2 separate regions of the Homo sapiens genome follow, and region 1 is linked to region 2. Evidence: chromatin loops called from intact Hi-C (ENCODE). Cell type or tissue: PC-3. All regions are shown on one strand. Each heading gives the region's core, and the rest is flanking DNA. Links, peaks and the distances in the headings are about the cores only. Region 1 has its middle 22 kb from the start of TMX3. Region 2 has its middle 55 kb from the start of TMX3.

Region 1 (8,342 bases), core at 265-8,264, 76 kb before region 2:
AGGTACTTCTAAAGCAAATAGAATTCAGTGTTACTTTAGTAATTTATATATACTTAAATATTTCATAAGTACATATATATACATATTCATAGTATATATACTTAAATATTACTTTATTATTGAAACAGGCTAAAATGGGGCCTAGGTTAGTGTGAGGGATGAAAAGGCTTGAGGCAGTTGTAGACAGATGTACCCGTCCCGTCCGAGGCAGCACTGGGTTACTCATGCGATCTACTCCACCACCTCCAATGCCAGCAATGGCCAAGGTCCTCACCTCCTCACCACTGCACTGGTGGATTTTCCTCACATTAAAAGCAAGTGTTTGCCAACACCCTATTCCATCATATGTCAATCTCACATCGATGTTAGAGATCACATGAATGATCTGATCATGGCATAGGAGTAACAATCCTGTAAAACCAAAGCAAAACTTTCTTTGACTTGCAAATGTTTCATATGGAAACTATAATGGGGATTTTAAGTTTTATAATCATTTTTATTTTACTTACAACTCGAGGAAACAAAGATTTTGTAACCTCTTCAAAACTAAGATTGATGTTGGAGAAAAATTTTCCTAGATCTTTAAAATGACAGCAAACATTCATTTTATCAATACAGGAGAAATTCTAGAGAATCACATAACAAGTGGTTCTTAACTGGGGTTGATTATCCCCTAAGGGACATTGGGCAATATTTGGAGACATTTTTGGTTGTCTCAACTGGGGCAGGTGCTGCAGGAATCTAGTGGGTAAAAGCCAAGGTGCTGGTAAACATCCTAAACTGTACAGGACGCTTCTCCATAACAAAGAATTATCTGACCCAGAATGTCCATAGTACTGAGGTTGAGAAATCCTTCCTTAAGAGATAACACAGGACTGTGTTTCAATATCTATTTAACTATTTTTAGAATACCACTTAATTCAACATATGTCATACTAGTAATGATATCATAATCCAATTATCTTGGGACACAAGTTGCTTTTTCAGAAGGCAGCACACAACAAGGAAGCTCTGCAGCTGTTCCAGGCTGTGTAGCAGCAATCCTACTACCTGGGCCATCTCATATTTCCAGATGTGTCTTAATAGAGACAGATGACAGGAGGAGCTTCTGGTAAGCCCCAGCAAGAGGCTGTGGCTAAATCTCTAGGTTTGGAAGAAGGCATGTCATCTGCAAAAAATAACTACATACACCATTTGTAAAACAGTCTCTGATTTACTACTGGGTAATAGTGGAATTAGAGATATGAAGTCACCAAGTGACGTCATGGACAAAAATACTATATTGTGTACTCTCAGAAACACCAAGTTATAGGTGGACCCTGCCATAATCTGTAGTACAATGGACTAATCACATCCAGTATCAAACATGGGCAGGCTCAGAGGTCACAAGTAAGTTGCATAAAATGTTGACCTAGACTCTCATGTCACCTGCCAGTAGTGAACAGGTATCTGTCCTAAGCTCACGCCTATGGCATCATGGCAGCAGGGGATGGGGTGAGTAAAAGCAAAGGAAAAGAATAAAAAGCTCAAGCTTTGTTCATGAAACAGTGAGCCTGCTAGAAATTTCGGTGCATATCAAAAACAAATGGTAGCTGGCTAAATGGCACAGTGGCTCACGCCTGTTAATCTCAGCACTTTAGGAGGCCAAGTTGGGCAGATCACTTTAGACCAGGAGTTTGAGACCAGCCTGGCCAACACAGCGAAAACCCGTCTCTACTAAAAATACAAGAAATTAGCTGGGCATGGTGGTACATGCCTGTAATCCCACCTATTTGGGAGGCTGAGGCACAAGAATCGCTTGATCCTGGGAGGTGGAGGTTGCAGTGATGTGAAATTGCACCACTGTACTACTCCAGCCTGGGTGACAGCAAGACCTGGTCTAAAAAAAAAAAAAACAAAAGGCTGCTCATCTACAGTCCAATGGCCAGAGGTTCAGGCAATGTGCCTGGCCATCCACTTTGTGTGAAAACAGATATGGCTAAAATAAGGGCGTATCATGGGGAGTGCTGAATGTGCAGTCAGAGGCCTAGGAAGAGCAGGCCTGGTAGATTGGATTCAGAGAGGTCTGGGGAGAGGCATGCAGATGAGATGCGTGGGAGGCATGGAGTGGGAACAAAGTGTGGAGATCCTTCTAAATCAGGTTACTGCCCACAGAAGCAGCTACTGCCAAAGAGACACTCATCAAGCAAGTAGACAAGATAAATTAAAAAATAAATGTTAGTCAAACTCCATTCTCACAGTCATCCCGGTGCTTATGCAATGGGCTCAGATGAAGCAGCCATCGTGGCAGAGATGCATGGGTCCAACGGCAAGAGATTCTTTTGGCAAAGGGTGAATTAGCTACAGCAGCTGCTGAAGCTCTGTCACACCACCATCGGGGACCAGTGCTGAGAGCACCTCTCAGACGGTCTATATTGGACATTATTTGGAAATGATTATATCAGATCCCCTCCATTCTTCCAAGTAATATGTAATCTTGGATGGGATAGACCCGTATTCCAGGTAAGAGTCTGCCTTTCCTGTCTGCAATATCTCAGCAAGCACTCTTATCCAAAGAGACATCTTTAGATAAGACATCTTATTCTTATTCTTTGCTACATATTTCTGTAGCAAAGAATGTCTACTCTGCTCACATAGGATCCTGCATACGATCAACTCATTCTCAGATACCCACTTTATAGCAATGGAGGTGAAGCAGTGGACATACGACCAAGGAATACCCCGGTCCTACCTCCTCCCACAGCATGCAAGAACCATGACCTGTGATAAAGTAGGCTTTGTAGATACAGGGAGTCATGAGCTTCAATGTGACACCCTGCAAGGGGATGGTGTACTATCTTTTATTATGCAATACACACATTAAATGAGTGGTCATTATATGGTCCTCAAAATGTAAAATACATGTGTCTAGGTAGAGAAAGGGGGAAGTAGCCATTCACTGCCATCCACATTCAAGGGATTTGTACTTCCAATGTGCACAAATATAGTCTCTGTGGGTGCAGCATTCCTGATTCCCAGAAGAAATCACTTCCACCAAGAGGAACAATGTGGATTGCACTAAACTTAAAGTTATTACTGCTCAGTTTATGTTCTTTGTGCTAGTGAAGTAACTAGCTCAGAAAGAAGTTGCTCTATTAGCAGGAGCAATTAACTGTAATCATGAAGAAACAGGGCTGCTGCTACATAATTGAGACAGAGCAGAAGATATCTTGCACTCTGGTGATCTACCAGGATGTCTTTTGTTACTAGCATTGTGGATTTAACTCTACAGCCAATCATAGCCATTAATAAGGGCAAAATAAACAGGGAGTCAGATCCTGCAGCAATGAGAGTTTGAGAAAACCCTCCCTTCACATACACACACACACAACCCTCCCTTCACACACACACAGACACACACACATACACACACCACTGCCACTACCACCACCACCACCACCACCACAAGCGCCAGTCAATGGGGAGGAGAATCTATAACGCTGGTGGAGAAGGGAGATCTTGGGTATGAGAGAGTGTTGGGACCAAGCCTGCAGTGGGAGCTATCATTGGTCCCACTGGCCTTCCTCATAGTTTTCTCAGAAAAAAAATGTAATCCTGGAGAAGCCCTGTGTGCACTGAAGGAACTTAATGTGAGAAACAAGTGTACATGAGCGTCCCCAGGGACTGTCAAGAATACTTTGTTTTCGGGTGCCCAGACATGTTACCCCCATGCCCACCCCCTGCTGGTAAAACTCAAAGAGAACACCTTCTCAAGAAAAATCACCCTCAGACAAACAGGAACCACTTTGCCTTTGAGACTACTCCTCCCAACCCTCTGAGGGCAGAGTATAGCCAATAACTGAATTGGGGGTACAAACATTGACCCCTTTGGCTCAAGACTTAACCAACTCTTGTGCAGTTGAGGTGTGTGCCACTGGATATCATCGTCACTCGCCACACACACCTGTCGAGCACCTGAAGTGAGATACGATTGTTTGCACACTAGATTTCAAAGATTTAGTATAAAAAAGAACATAAGATATTGATATGGTTTGGCTGTGTCCCCACCCAAATCTCAAACTGAATTGTATCTCTCAGAATTCCCACTTGTTGTGGGAGGGACCCATGGGGAGGTAATTGAATCATGGGGGTCGGTCTTTCCCGTGCTATTCTAGTGATAGGGAATAAGTCTCATGAGATCTGATGGGTTTATCACAGGTTTCTGAGTTTGCTTCTTCCTCATTCCTCTTGCTGCCTCCATGTAAAAGGGCCTATAAATAACTGGATCTGATGTAAATCTTCAAAATAAAAACATGTAAAGAAAACACAGCACAAACATAACTAACACTATTACATTAAAAAATTATATAAGAACCATATGCTTATCTCATATTAGAACACAATGATATAAAGATGTGCGCGGTGCAAGGCAACAACATTAATAATGGTTTTGATCAGAATACTATTAAAATACACAATTTAAATAATAAAGCTCTTACGTTAGCTCATACTCAGCGTTAATTCACCATCAAGTTGGAGAAAGATGTTTGTGTTTCACAGATGCCATTCCTGGACTTTAAGATTATCATCACTGTTTCTGACGAGCAAGCAACATTCACACTTATTTTAAAATTTGGTTAGGATTCAAATGTTAATGACTTTAAGGCATTCTGAAAAGTGACATCCACTGGGTAGTTTTATACTCTTGATTAGTGTATATCCTAAAACAACCTTTAGAATTGTTATTCCCTATATTTATTTCAAAAACTTTAAAAAAAATCCTAAAAATTCCTCTCCACCTAAATAATTTAATCCATTATACAGTGACAAAGTATTGTTTTTGTATAAAGGATATGATATTTGGCATATGATAATTGTTAGCAAAAGTGCATTCTGTGAATGAAGAGTTGATCTCTCAAGAGAAAAGTGATTCACAAAGAATGCTGCTGACAAGCCTGCCTGCATAACCTTATACTACCACATGATGTCCCTCTAATGCCAGGTTCTAAGGATGGAATTAACCCCGTTAGAAGAGAAATTGGCAAAAGACATGCTTTGTAGATAAAAACATTCAGTTAGAACAACAGAGCACACAGATCTTACAACATGAGGTGTTTTTAATTGGTTAGTTTATACTGGATCTCACATATCACTTATCAAAAAAATGCACCTCTGGTTAAAGAGTCCTGGATATGGGCAAAGCAGTGTGATGAGGACACCTGGTAAGAAGTGCAAGCAGTTCAGCAGAGTCACGGGTGTGTGAGGAGTTGGGTTTTCATTGCCAGATTTGCCTTTGGGCCAAACAGGATATGCAAAGAAAAACTATGCCTGGAAATGCTAGAGAGAAATTTTAGAACATGCAAGGCATAGAGAAATTTACAAAGCTTACAGTGAGTCAGAGATCACCTGCAAAGAAGCAAGGATCAGAATATCAGATGTAGCAACAAAAATGGATGCAACAAAGGAAGGAGTGGGATATTTTTAAATATTTAAGGAAAAGAATGTTGGATATAAAATTATATACCCAAGCAAATGTCCTTTTAAAATGTTGCTATAGCCCTGGCGCGCTGCCTCACCCCTGTAATTCCAGCAGTTTGGGAGGCCGAGGCAGGCAGATCGCCTGAGGTCAGGAGTTTGAGACCATCCTGGCCAACATGGTGAAACCCTGTCTCTCCTAAAAAAAAAAAATACAAAAATTAGCCGGGTGTGGTGGCGCACGCCTGTAGTCTCAGTTACTCAGGAGGCTGAGGCAGGAGAATCACTTGAACCCGGGAGGCAGAGGTTGCAGTGAGCCGAGACTGCACCACTGCACTCCAGCCTAGGTGACAGAGCAAGACTCCATCTCTAAATAAACAAATAAATAATAAAATGTTGCTATAATAAAAAGGTATTTCAGCAATATATAGTTTCAGAAATTCTTCTCCCTAAACAAGTCCTGTATAAACTTTCATGAAGGAAATACTACTAAAATGAGTTGCTGCAAGAGATACGGTATTGTGGATCAAATGAAACCCTAAAGTATTTTGTGGTCTGAAAATTCAATTGCTAAATAATTTTTTTAAAAAAGACTATCCACAAAAACTCAGTTCTCAATTCCTAGAAAATATGTGCAGGTTGGTAAAAGAGAATTTAAAAGAACAACTCATACCTTTCACACACTTTGTCTTCATCCTGCCAAGTTCTGGAAAATAAGATTTAGAGAACAGTAATAAAAATTATCAAGTATTTCTAGCCTGAGAAAAAATAAAAATATCAACTTTTATAAAAATATGAAAAAAATAAACAAGGATACTCATTTTCAGAATGCTGAATTAGCAGGCATTGCTTCAAATCTGAAACGGAGTTAAAATTGTGACATTTGAGTCACTGCACATAAAATCTTTGGTATTTGTGGTTTAAATACACACGACGCATAAAATTTCTCCGTAAGCCAGATGATGACTATAATCCCTTGTTGTTGTCATACTGTGTCATTCAAAACATTCTGCAATGCTGATGACAAAATACAGTCTGGATTTTACAATAATTTATATGTTTGCACCCTGCTTTTCTGGCTAATCTCTACACCCCTAACGCTGCAGCCTCTGGTAATAAAAAAAACTTACAGACAGGCACTTCTTAACTATTTGTCTTTTCAGAGCTAGGTATCTGCTGTCACCTGTGCCTCTTAATGAGCCCTAGAACCTGCTTCCCTGAGGGAAGCTAACTATTCTCTTCTGTTCCTCCCGGAGGACAGGTTTACAGTTGCTTCTATAGCAACCATTACTAACTGCTTTCTGACTTTTTAAGCTTCTTAGTAGTGTGGGTTTCTTTGCAAAGATATTATTCTAGAAGCTTTCAGCTCTTGAAATCTTGTCTTAAAGAGCTTGGCTTTGTCCATGATAAATCTTCATTCTAAATAACGTGTAGACTGTTGTTTCCCCATTTGCAAGTGTATCTGTGACCTCTCCTGGAAACGCAGAAACGCAGCCAACATGTGAGTCGAGGCAGTTGTTCGGACCTTACTCTTTGATGCTGAACTACATAGTTCCAGCAGATGTCACCATTTTTATCAGTAAAGGAACCTAAAGGTCTTTACAGGTTGATAAAAATAATCTTAGCTTTTATGAGGCATCACAAAGTGGAAAGAGCAAACATGCAATAAAGTGTAAAAAATTTTTAATCGTTGAAGTTATAAAGGAATTTGGAAGTCCTCTTAGGTAAATTCTCCATTTAAGTAAGCTACTGTGAGTTTATTTCCTAAATCTAAAGTTAATTATCTATAGAGATTAGCAAATCGTAACACGTGAGGTTGATTGATATAAGGGTTTATTGCAATAAAACACTATGAAATGTATATTTTCAGTGTTCTTTTCAAAGAAATCTCTAAAGTTGTCTAACTTCTTAAAGCATGCTTAAGTTAAAAAAATATATATATATATATATATATATATATAAAGTTGTCTAACTTGTGACTCTAAGGTTACCTTTCCTCTCCGTTGTTGAGTATTAAAATATCTTCTCATCCCTGTTTGCTCCTTCCTCAACCACAAGGTAATTTGCAAAGAGACTTAAGCAAGAGTATTTGTAATTTTGACAGATTAAGGAACCAAGATGCGATGACATTTCTCCCCTGTTCTTTAATGTTTTAATTGGCTGTTAGTAAACAACAGTAGTTTTTAATTCTGAATCAGCAGTCTTATTCTCCACGACAAAGAGAGTGTGTGTGAAAGGCATCAGTCCTTGGTACTATTCTTTCAGACCCACCTCATTAAATCCCCTTCACTGCTTGGGGCTGATGTGGTTGGCTTTGGCTCCATTTCTGAGCTGTTTTAGTTCAGAAAGACTTGCGAATTTACATAAAGATCATTAACTGAGTCTACTTTTTCTCTGAGTCGCTCTAGCCTTAGCATAACCTTCCCCACCAACTTTTCTATCTTTCTTTTTCATATAGTTCTCCTTATACATTGGATGTCTTTATTTTGTCCCTAGGCTAAATCAGTCTATGGAAGTCCGCAGCCCAGGAATCTGGAAGGGAGCTCCACACTTGTGCGATGGATGTTTAGCCATGATGGTCCCTGGTCTGTAAAACTTGTAACTGGCATAGCAAGGATGACTCAAAATCATAGTTTTTTAATACATAGATCTGGGAACTATGGTATCCTAAAAATTTTAAGAGAAAACTGGAAAACCTTAACTCTAAATAGATGAATTCATGTTGTCTGCAGGCAGGTGAGGGTTACAAAAGAAAGATCACTATGAGACATTTCTGTAGAAAGCCTTCAAGTAGGCCGGGCGCTGTGGGTCATGCCTGTAATCCCAGTACTTTGGGAGGCTGAGGCAGGCAGATCGCCTGAGGTCAGGAGTTCAAGACCAGCCTGGCC
Region 2 (8,342 bases), core at 102-8,101:
CCAGAGACAGCTAAATTAAAAAGTATAATGTATCTTTGAAGCAGTAACACTAGATGTGTACCCTCTCAATCTCCCCATCCCCCCACCGCACCGACACACATTTACTACGAGACTTTGAATTTACACAGTGGGTGGGAGCAGGTTGAACATCTCTGTAAGGCTATGGTCTTTGCATCTGTTGCCTGAGCTTTGCATCTGCTGCCTGAGCTTGAAACCCATCTCAGTTCTTGTTGCCACTGATCTTGGTGCTTTGAGAGCCCTTCCAAAGGCTTCCTGATGGTGCTAAACCCAAAATCTGACTGAGAAGCAGCAAGAGGACCTAGATAAAGGTGGAGCATCTTCAGGCCCAGCCATGCCTCCCAGTGAGGAGATGTCGAGGTCAGCCGTGTGTGTGAGCTGCAAATGTCTGCATCTTGAATTCTGCCCTCACTCTCACATGAGATCCCTTTGTGGTTCATCTTCAGAGGAATAACGCAGGGCAGGAATTTGAAGGTATTCTGCATAGCCAAGCTGACACATTAGAAAGCCGCAAGAGGCTACCTGCGGCCACCAGCAGCCATACACCTGGTGCTATAATCCTGAACCACACTTGATCACCAAATAAAGATGGTATCTAAGGCAAGCTTCTGTTTAACATAATGCTATGTTAAGTTCTGCTAACACAGCTTACGGTAGATACTAAGGGGATAAGAGAGGTTAAAAAAACAAAAATATTTATACTATGCATAACACGTGTGTATGTGCATATATAAATATATATTCATTTCAAAACTAAAGTAGAAATACTCATGACTATTACAATCCTTGTTTCTACTACTGGTCATATGATCGTAACTGTATTTATAACCACCTCCTTCCACTTCCCATGTCATATTCTCTTTGCCCTCAGCAATTCCCAGCTGGTCATTGTTCCTTGCCTAATGAGGTGATGTAAATTTTCTTTTTGGAAAGGTTCTGTTTGAATCAGGTTGTTATAATTTTCCATTGACCTTAATCACAGAAAATCTGAGAGCTGAGGGGCAACTCAGAGGGCATGCTGTATTCTAGACAACCTCTCCTCACCCCTGATATATAGAAGCCACTTGATTTCTCCTTGGTAATCTGGATTAAATGCCCCGGCAGGTGCAGCAACCCCTTCTTTGCTTGTTGATTTAGTGGCGTGAGGAACTCAAAGTGGCCAGGTGGTGCCTGATAGAAGGGTTTCTCCCTTTGGAATAAGATATCTAGACCAGCAGAGCCTAAAGGGGCAGAGACTAGAAGGAAGAATTTTGTTTGTGGGTTACTAGGAATAATAATGAAAGGAGGTTCCTCTCATTTCACCCCTCGATTCTCAGACCCATGAATCCTTATTATGGGAGAAATAGTGCTTTATATTAGATCCCGATACATATTTTGTCCAAGCCCTGCAGACAGTTACCATCTGGGTAGATAGGGCCCAGCCTAGGCTGGGACTGTACTGGAGTCTTCCAAATGCCATTCTACTCTTCAATCAAGCTAGCTGCTTCAGGAGGATGGGGAAGACTAATGGTGAGACGAATGAATTGCATGCTGTTAAAGTGAAATGAATTCCACAGGCAGAAATGACCACATTTTTTCTTCCCAAGACGACTCATCATAGAGACCTCCTCATGAGGCCGTACTGAAAGGGAGAAGGTAATGTATCAGAAGTACAGGTCAGAGGCATCTAGGGTACTTTCTCATGCAATTTACTAGTTCCCTGAAGACCTAATCAAGCCAAATCCCATACATATTACTTCATTTAACAATGGAAGGCTGCTGCTGTACATGTCCAAATTTATGGCTCATTGGATCAGCCAACACCTTGTCATGATGAAAAACTCAGCTCACATGGCAAGTTAGTGGTCCAAGTTCAAGCAGTCAGCTGCTAAGGCCAACAGCTGTTTCTCCAAAGGTAAATAAATAGACACCTACAGAAGACAATATGGTCTTGCTCCAGAATCTTGAGTGTTTGCACTGTGATTCTCTTATCAACTTGCCCAAAGCACCAACCAGCATCTCAGTCTGCCACCTAGATAAACACATCACATGTGCTGGGTCTCACTGTCCATGTAGAGCCCGCACTACTGTAGAGCCTTTCCTTGTTCTGGACCCCACTCAAAACTGGCAAGTGTTTAGGTCACTTAGCAAATGAGTTGAAGTCATGGGCCCAGATGAGGTACATGTTGTCTCCAGCATCTGATGAAATTTATTAGACATTGATACATCTTTCTTAGTGATTGGGAACAGATTCCACAACCTGACCTTCACCTTAGAAGTAGTATCTTGATATGTCCCAGACTATTGGACCATCAGTGACTTCACCAAAATGAAAGACCTCTAAATTTTTGGAGGACTTATTTTCATTTTCTGTCCTCTGACATGCAGTGTCTCACCAATGTGTCTAGGGTAGTTGCAACTTCCTGCTCAGCAGGTTTAGTCTGTGTTATGGGCCGAATTATGACCACCACCCCCCCCCCCGCAACCATCAAATTCGTGTGTTGGAGTCCTAATTCCCAGTACTTCAGAACATGACTATATTTGGAGATAGAACCTTGAAAGAAGTAATTAAGTTAAAATGAAGTCATTAGCATAGGCCCTAATCCAATGTGACTAGTGTCCTGCTGGAAGAAGAAATTTGTTCCAGAGGGAATACCATTTTGAAGACACTGGAAGAAAGTAGTATCTAGAAGCCATGGAGAGAGATCGCAGAAGAAACCAACCCTGCCAACACACACCTTGATCTTGGAATTCTAACCTCCAGAATTGTGAGAAAACAAAATGTCTGTTGTTTCAGCCAGTCTGTGCTACTCTGTTATGGCACCCCTAGCAAACTGATACGATCAGCTTAATATCAGTGCAATACACCACTGTGACACTCAGAGAAGGAAGAAAAAAACCATAAAATTTCCCCTGGGCTAGATTCTGGTATGGGACTGAAGAATTGATAAATCCCTGAAGGACAGTGAGAGACAGTATGGGACTGAAGAATTGATAAATCACTGAAGGACAGTGAAGAATAGTATGGGACTGAAGAACTGATAAATCTCTGAAGAACACTGAAGTTCCCTTGGGCTAGATTCTGGTATGGGACTGAAGAATTGATAAATCCCTGAAGGACAGTGAGGGACAGTATGGGACTGAAGAATTGATAAATCACTGAAGGACAGTGAAGAATAGTATGGGACTGAAGAATTGATAAATCCCTAAAGGACAATGAGGGACAGTATGGGACTGAAGAACCGATAAATCACTGAAGGACGGTGAAGTTCCCTAGGGCTTGATTCTGGTATGGAACTGAGAACTGATATATCCCCGAAGGACATATTGCCAACTTTTTCAGCTTAAAGCAAATACTTGCTTATGATCTTCACTAAGAAGTATAAAGCAGAAATCTTAGGTTTTTAATAGTCATATTATTAATTTTATACTGAATGCATCCATAAGGTCTCTGGACTAGAGTGGATTAATCATTATTTACTTTCCAGGAAACAATTTCATGGTTGCCCTGTGCCCAAATTCCTATCCCTGGGGCAGCGTGATGGAAGCCTGAAGCCATCCTGTGCATAAGGTATTTGTATTTCAGGCGAAAATCCTGGGAAGAGTCCAGGTGCTTCTGTGCATGCTGTCCAGCTTTCTTCCTCAAAGAAGGGAGAGAACTTTTGCTTCTTCAGGAGGACCCTGAGTCTTATCTCCAACCCTTTAGGATATAAATCCATCTCACCAGGGGCAAGATAACACCACTGTCTCCAGCTCTGCAACCCCGCGTCTCCCAGCCCAGGTCTCCACACCCTTCTGAAATGAAGACAAATACCTCCAGGGGGTAAAGTTTTCTGGAGTTTTACATAGGCAGTCAAAAATTATTTTCCGAGGCTTGTATTTAGTCCTGGTCCCATTTCAGCAAAATTTGTTCAGCTACAAAAATATTTTCTCTAAAGCACCACAAGGGGTCAGCAAACTTGTTTCTATAAAGAGACAGGCAATTAAATAATTTAGTCTTTGGGTCCCACAGATTCTGTCATACAGTCTTTGTTTGTTTGTTTGTTTGTTTTAACTCTTTAAAAATGTAAAAACCTTTCTTAGCTTAAGAGCTCTTCAAAAATAGGATACAGGCTGGATTCAGCTTGCAAGTTTTCCTGGTATAGAGGGAAAAAGTACTCACCAGGTCCATAGTCACATGCCAGATACAAGGGGATGTGTGAATTTCCTCTAGCAAAGCCACATTTGGAACAACAGCTGCAACTGGAGTCCCCATCTGATTAAATTTTCAATAATCGGCTTTCATTCTCCAATATCCATTTGCTATCTACACAGACAAAATAGATGAATAGAATGGAATCCCCACCCCTGCATCTCTCGAGTCCTTGATGGTGGCAACAATCTCTGCACTCCAGGAATGTGTACTACCTTGGGTTTACTATTGTCAAAGGCAGGGGCCGTTCCAGTGGCTTCCGTTTTGCTCTCTTTTCACTCCATGGTCAGGTACACACGGGAATTCTGCAAGTTATTTGCAGATGCTGTAACCATTCTGGTGCTAGGAAAATAATCAGAAGGTGGCCCACTGTGAGGCAGACTCCAGCTAACACTCCATCAGTTATCTGACAGCCACAATTTCCTACTCTGACCGGTGACCACAGGAAGTATTGTCAGTTTAGAACCATGAAATAAATCCTATAATTCCTCAAGATCTGATCATTTTTTCTTACCCAAAGCTGTCATTATGTTAAATAGATTGAGTCCTTGGGTGGGATCATAAAGAGGATGATTTGCAGGTGTAAATTATTTTTGTTTTGCTATGCAGCAGTGTCTTTTTTTCAATGGGATGGCTTCAGGCTTTCTTCACCCTGCCTCAGGGGTAAGAATTTGGGCACAGGGCAGCCATTTCAGCGGCTTTGAGTGTATGAAATGTAAATTAATTGAGGGACATGACTCTCATTTTGGTTATTCAATTCAGACTTCAGTTCAACAGACTACAGCTTTTCCGCTTAATCAGGCCAAGTAAAATTTCACTGGACTGTCCATCAGTTTCAGTTCTAGTTTGACTATCAGACGTTATACAATTGGCCATTCCAGTAACTCACCTTGTCTTCAGTGACTAAGTGCCCTCACTTGGCTCTGTTGGAGCTCAGGAAATATTAATAATCCCCTTAAATATGCCGCTTTGGACTTCAAAATGAGAGCTCCTAGGGAACAGCAAATGCAGGGATGGGCTTTCCCTGAAGTATTCCCATCTACTAAAGGCCAGATCCTCCAGAACATAGTCAATTGTTGTGAATCCCTTCCCCAGATGTCTTATCAACAGGGTGAGACTGAGGCATATCACAGAAAGAAGACTACAGTTGACACCACACCTAGAGTCCAGATGACTTTGTACCAGATGGTTGTCTGTTTTCCAGGCCCACTCATCTGCTCTAAAAGTTATTTTCTCCCCCTCTAACATGTCTTCATCCTCTACTCCTTCTCCCGATGAAGAAGGGCACATAGCCTTCCAAATTCCATTGTTATGGAGTCCTCAGCTTCCTGTGATGCCCCCGTGCACATAATAAATGTGTTTGCCTTTTTCCTGTTAATTGGTCTATTGTCAGTTTTTCTGTCAGACTCAAATATTAAAACTCCAGAGGGGAAAGAAAGGATTCTTTTGTTCCAACAGCTCCCAACAGCTTCCGCCATCCTGGAATCCCATTCCTTCTCTTGGGTAGAGAGCCCACTTCAGTGTAGCAGTTTCCTTGTGATTTCCGACTTACAGAAGAGAGAACTCTTCAAAAATGCTGGAGCTTCCCCCTTGAGTTGATTTCTCACAGCTGTGAGGAAAGATATGTCTTCTAGGTCTTTCCAGAGCAGGTCATACTTGATAAATCCACACTAACATTCCAATATCCCTAGACCTTTATTTAGACAGCTGTATTTAAAGACAGCTTTATTCATATACCATAAAATTTAACCTTTTAAATTGCACAGTGTTGTTGTTTTATTTATATACATTCCCATACTTATGTAACTGTAACCACTACCTAATTTTAGGATATTTCATCACATCAAAAGGAACCCTGTTCCCATTAGCAGTCACTCCCTTTTCTTTATATTCCTCATCCCTCACCAACCAGCCCTAGGCAAACTTTAACCTATTCTGTATGAAGGTTCCAATTTATTCAAATCCTTGCCAAAACTTATTGTTTGTCTCTTTTATTTTAATCATCTTAAAGGGTATAACATGTCGTCTGTAGTTTTGATATGCATTTCCTTAGTGACTAATAATTTGAGTATCTTCTTATGTGCATGTTGGCCACTTGTCTGTCTTCTTTAGATAAGTTTCTATTCAGATCCCTTGCCCATTAAAAAACTGGATTATCCTTCACTTATTAGGTTTTAGGATTTATTTATATTTTGATACAAACCCTTGGGTTTCAGTCAATATGAATGGGCAAAATAATGCCATTCTTTCAGTTGGCCTTATACCTCCTCACTGGTCACACGTAAATTTTCATAAATTGGGGCCTGTTGGCAACTACCTCCAGGAAGGAGGTAACTACAGGTGTTTTTGGCCAAAGAGGACAAACTTCTGCACAGAGTTGAGAAAGCTGCTTCTACCAACAAAGGGTGCTCGGTGGGATTCGGTGTTCGAGGTGCCCAGTTTAATCAGAATCTCTCCACATGTTCTCACGCCAGTTTTCAGGATTTCATTCACTCTCAGTTCAGTAACCCAACTTCAGCAAAAGAGGATCTCATTTTCTTTTCCCAAGTTCTCCACTTCTAGCAGCAATAAATCCATCCAATTTTACCTATTATTTTCACCAAAATATCCTAAGACAGCAAATGCTTGGTCACCTGGAACCTTTACTCTTACAGACGCTGGTGTGATTGTCTAAACGGTTCTGACACTGCATGCATGGGTTACTAATGCTCCATTGCACTGGAAACTCGATCATTTGTGCTTTTAAATCTAATTAAATCAGAGAACCGGTTCCAGAAATCCCAGAACCAATGCGTAGAACATATCCTTAATATTCTCTTTCTCTGGAACCACTCTCAATAGCAAATTCTGTTTCAGCAGGGTTCAATCAGAGAGGTAAAAACACCAGAAGATACATATCTAAATGCATATATACAAACACACGCTAATATTGTTTGGCTCTGTGTCCCCATCCAAATCTCACCTCGAATTGTTATCCCCATAATCCCCATGTGTCAAGGCGAGGACCAGGTGGAGGTAATTGAACCATGGGGCCAGTTTTCTCTATGCTATTCTCGTGAGAGTCAGTCTCACAAGATCTGACGGTTTTAAAAGCGTCTAGCCCTGCTTGCACTTACTCTGTCCTGCCGCCCTGTAAAGAGGGTGCCTGCTTCTCTTTCACCTTCGTCGTGATTGTATGTTTCCTGAGGCCTCCCCACCCATGCAGAACTGTGAGTCAAACCTCTTTCCTTTATAAATTACCCAGTCTTGGATATCACTTCATAGCAGTGTGAGAGCAGACTAACACACACACACACAGATTTGTTATAAGGATTTGTTGGAACTGTGTGAGCTAGTTAGGCAGTCCTTCTAAGGCTGTTGTCTTCACATCTGATGTTGGAGTTTGAAGTTTACTAAAGTTCACAGGGTAGGCACTTTGGAAGAAAACATGAATGGGAGGTGATGGAGTCCATAAGCACAGCTGAAACCCCCAGGAGTGACTTTCACCTGTGTTAGTTCTTCTGGTGCTCACCTTGTGTTACGAGTGTCATTTCAGAAGTCAGGACCTTTGAAGGTATTGAGAAATTGGCCCAGGAAGCACAGAAGCAAAAGTCAAGCTGTGTAAGGACATGTGTAGGACAAGATTCTGCCTCCGGCCAATGAGCTTAGTCAGCAGACGAGTATCACAGTGTGTGGGCTACAAATGCTATGGCTTTACTTCCACCCTGCAAATCTCACTCAAAAACATGTACGTGTGGCCCATGCTAATGGGAAACATAGAAGAGGGAGAATTCTGGGAAATGTTTTTCAGCCTAGCCAAATGGACACATGACAAAGCTACCTCATGTAGTTAAATAGTTAAATCTTTCTTTAAAATAATAGCTTTATTGAGGTATAATTGATATACAAAAGACAGTGCATATTTAATGAATAACATTTAATGAGTTTGGGTATATGGATATACTCATAAGTTCTAGGTTTAATCAAGGCAATAAATATATCCATCACCTCCAAAAGTATTTTTTTTGTTTTTGTCGTAAGAAAACTTAACATGGGTAAGAATTACAGCTGAGCCTAAGGAGACGTAAAAAGCAAATGTAATGTGGTAGCTAGGATGAGATCCTGGCACAGCAAAAGGATGCTAGGTAAAAAGGAAGGAAATATGAATAAAATA

The links. Hi-C counts contacts between places; a loop is a spot of excess contacts. Peaks named below come from ENCODE experiments on the same cell type or tissue, not always from the same donor. Only the 100,000 strongest peaks of a DNase experiment are listed, where the experiment ranks them.
Region 1: a loop joins it to region 2, with 3 times the contacts of the local background. A loop is called at or near these places in 14 of 110 quality-filtered maps.

What each region holds. Positions count from the first base shown.
Region 1 is chr18:68,732,552-68,740,893 of GRCh38, reverse strand. It overlaps a transcript of CCDC102B not described here. Among named protein-coding and RNA genes, the nearest start is that of TMX3, 22 kb to the right of the region's middle. In PC-3, for the core only: CTCF peaks have their summits at 3,727 (motif pointing left), 4,759, 4,962 and 7,021 (motif pointing right); DNase peaks (open chromatin) are centred at 4,963 and 6,393; H3K4me3 peaks cover 544 bases; H3K27ac peaks cover 961 bases.
Region 2 is chr18:68,656,171-68,664,512 of GRCh38, reverse strand. No RefSeq gene overlaps it. Among named protein-coding and RNA genes, the nearest start is that of TMX3, 55 kb to the left of the region's middle. In PC-3, for the core only: CTCF peaks have their summits at 1,540, 3,751 and 3,950 (motif pointing right); a DNase peak (open chromatin) is centred at 3,932; H3K4me3 peaks cover 452 bases.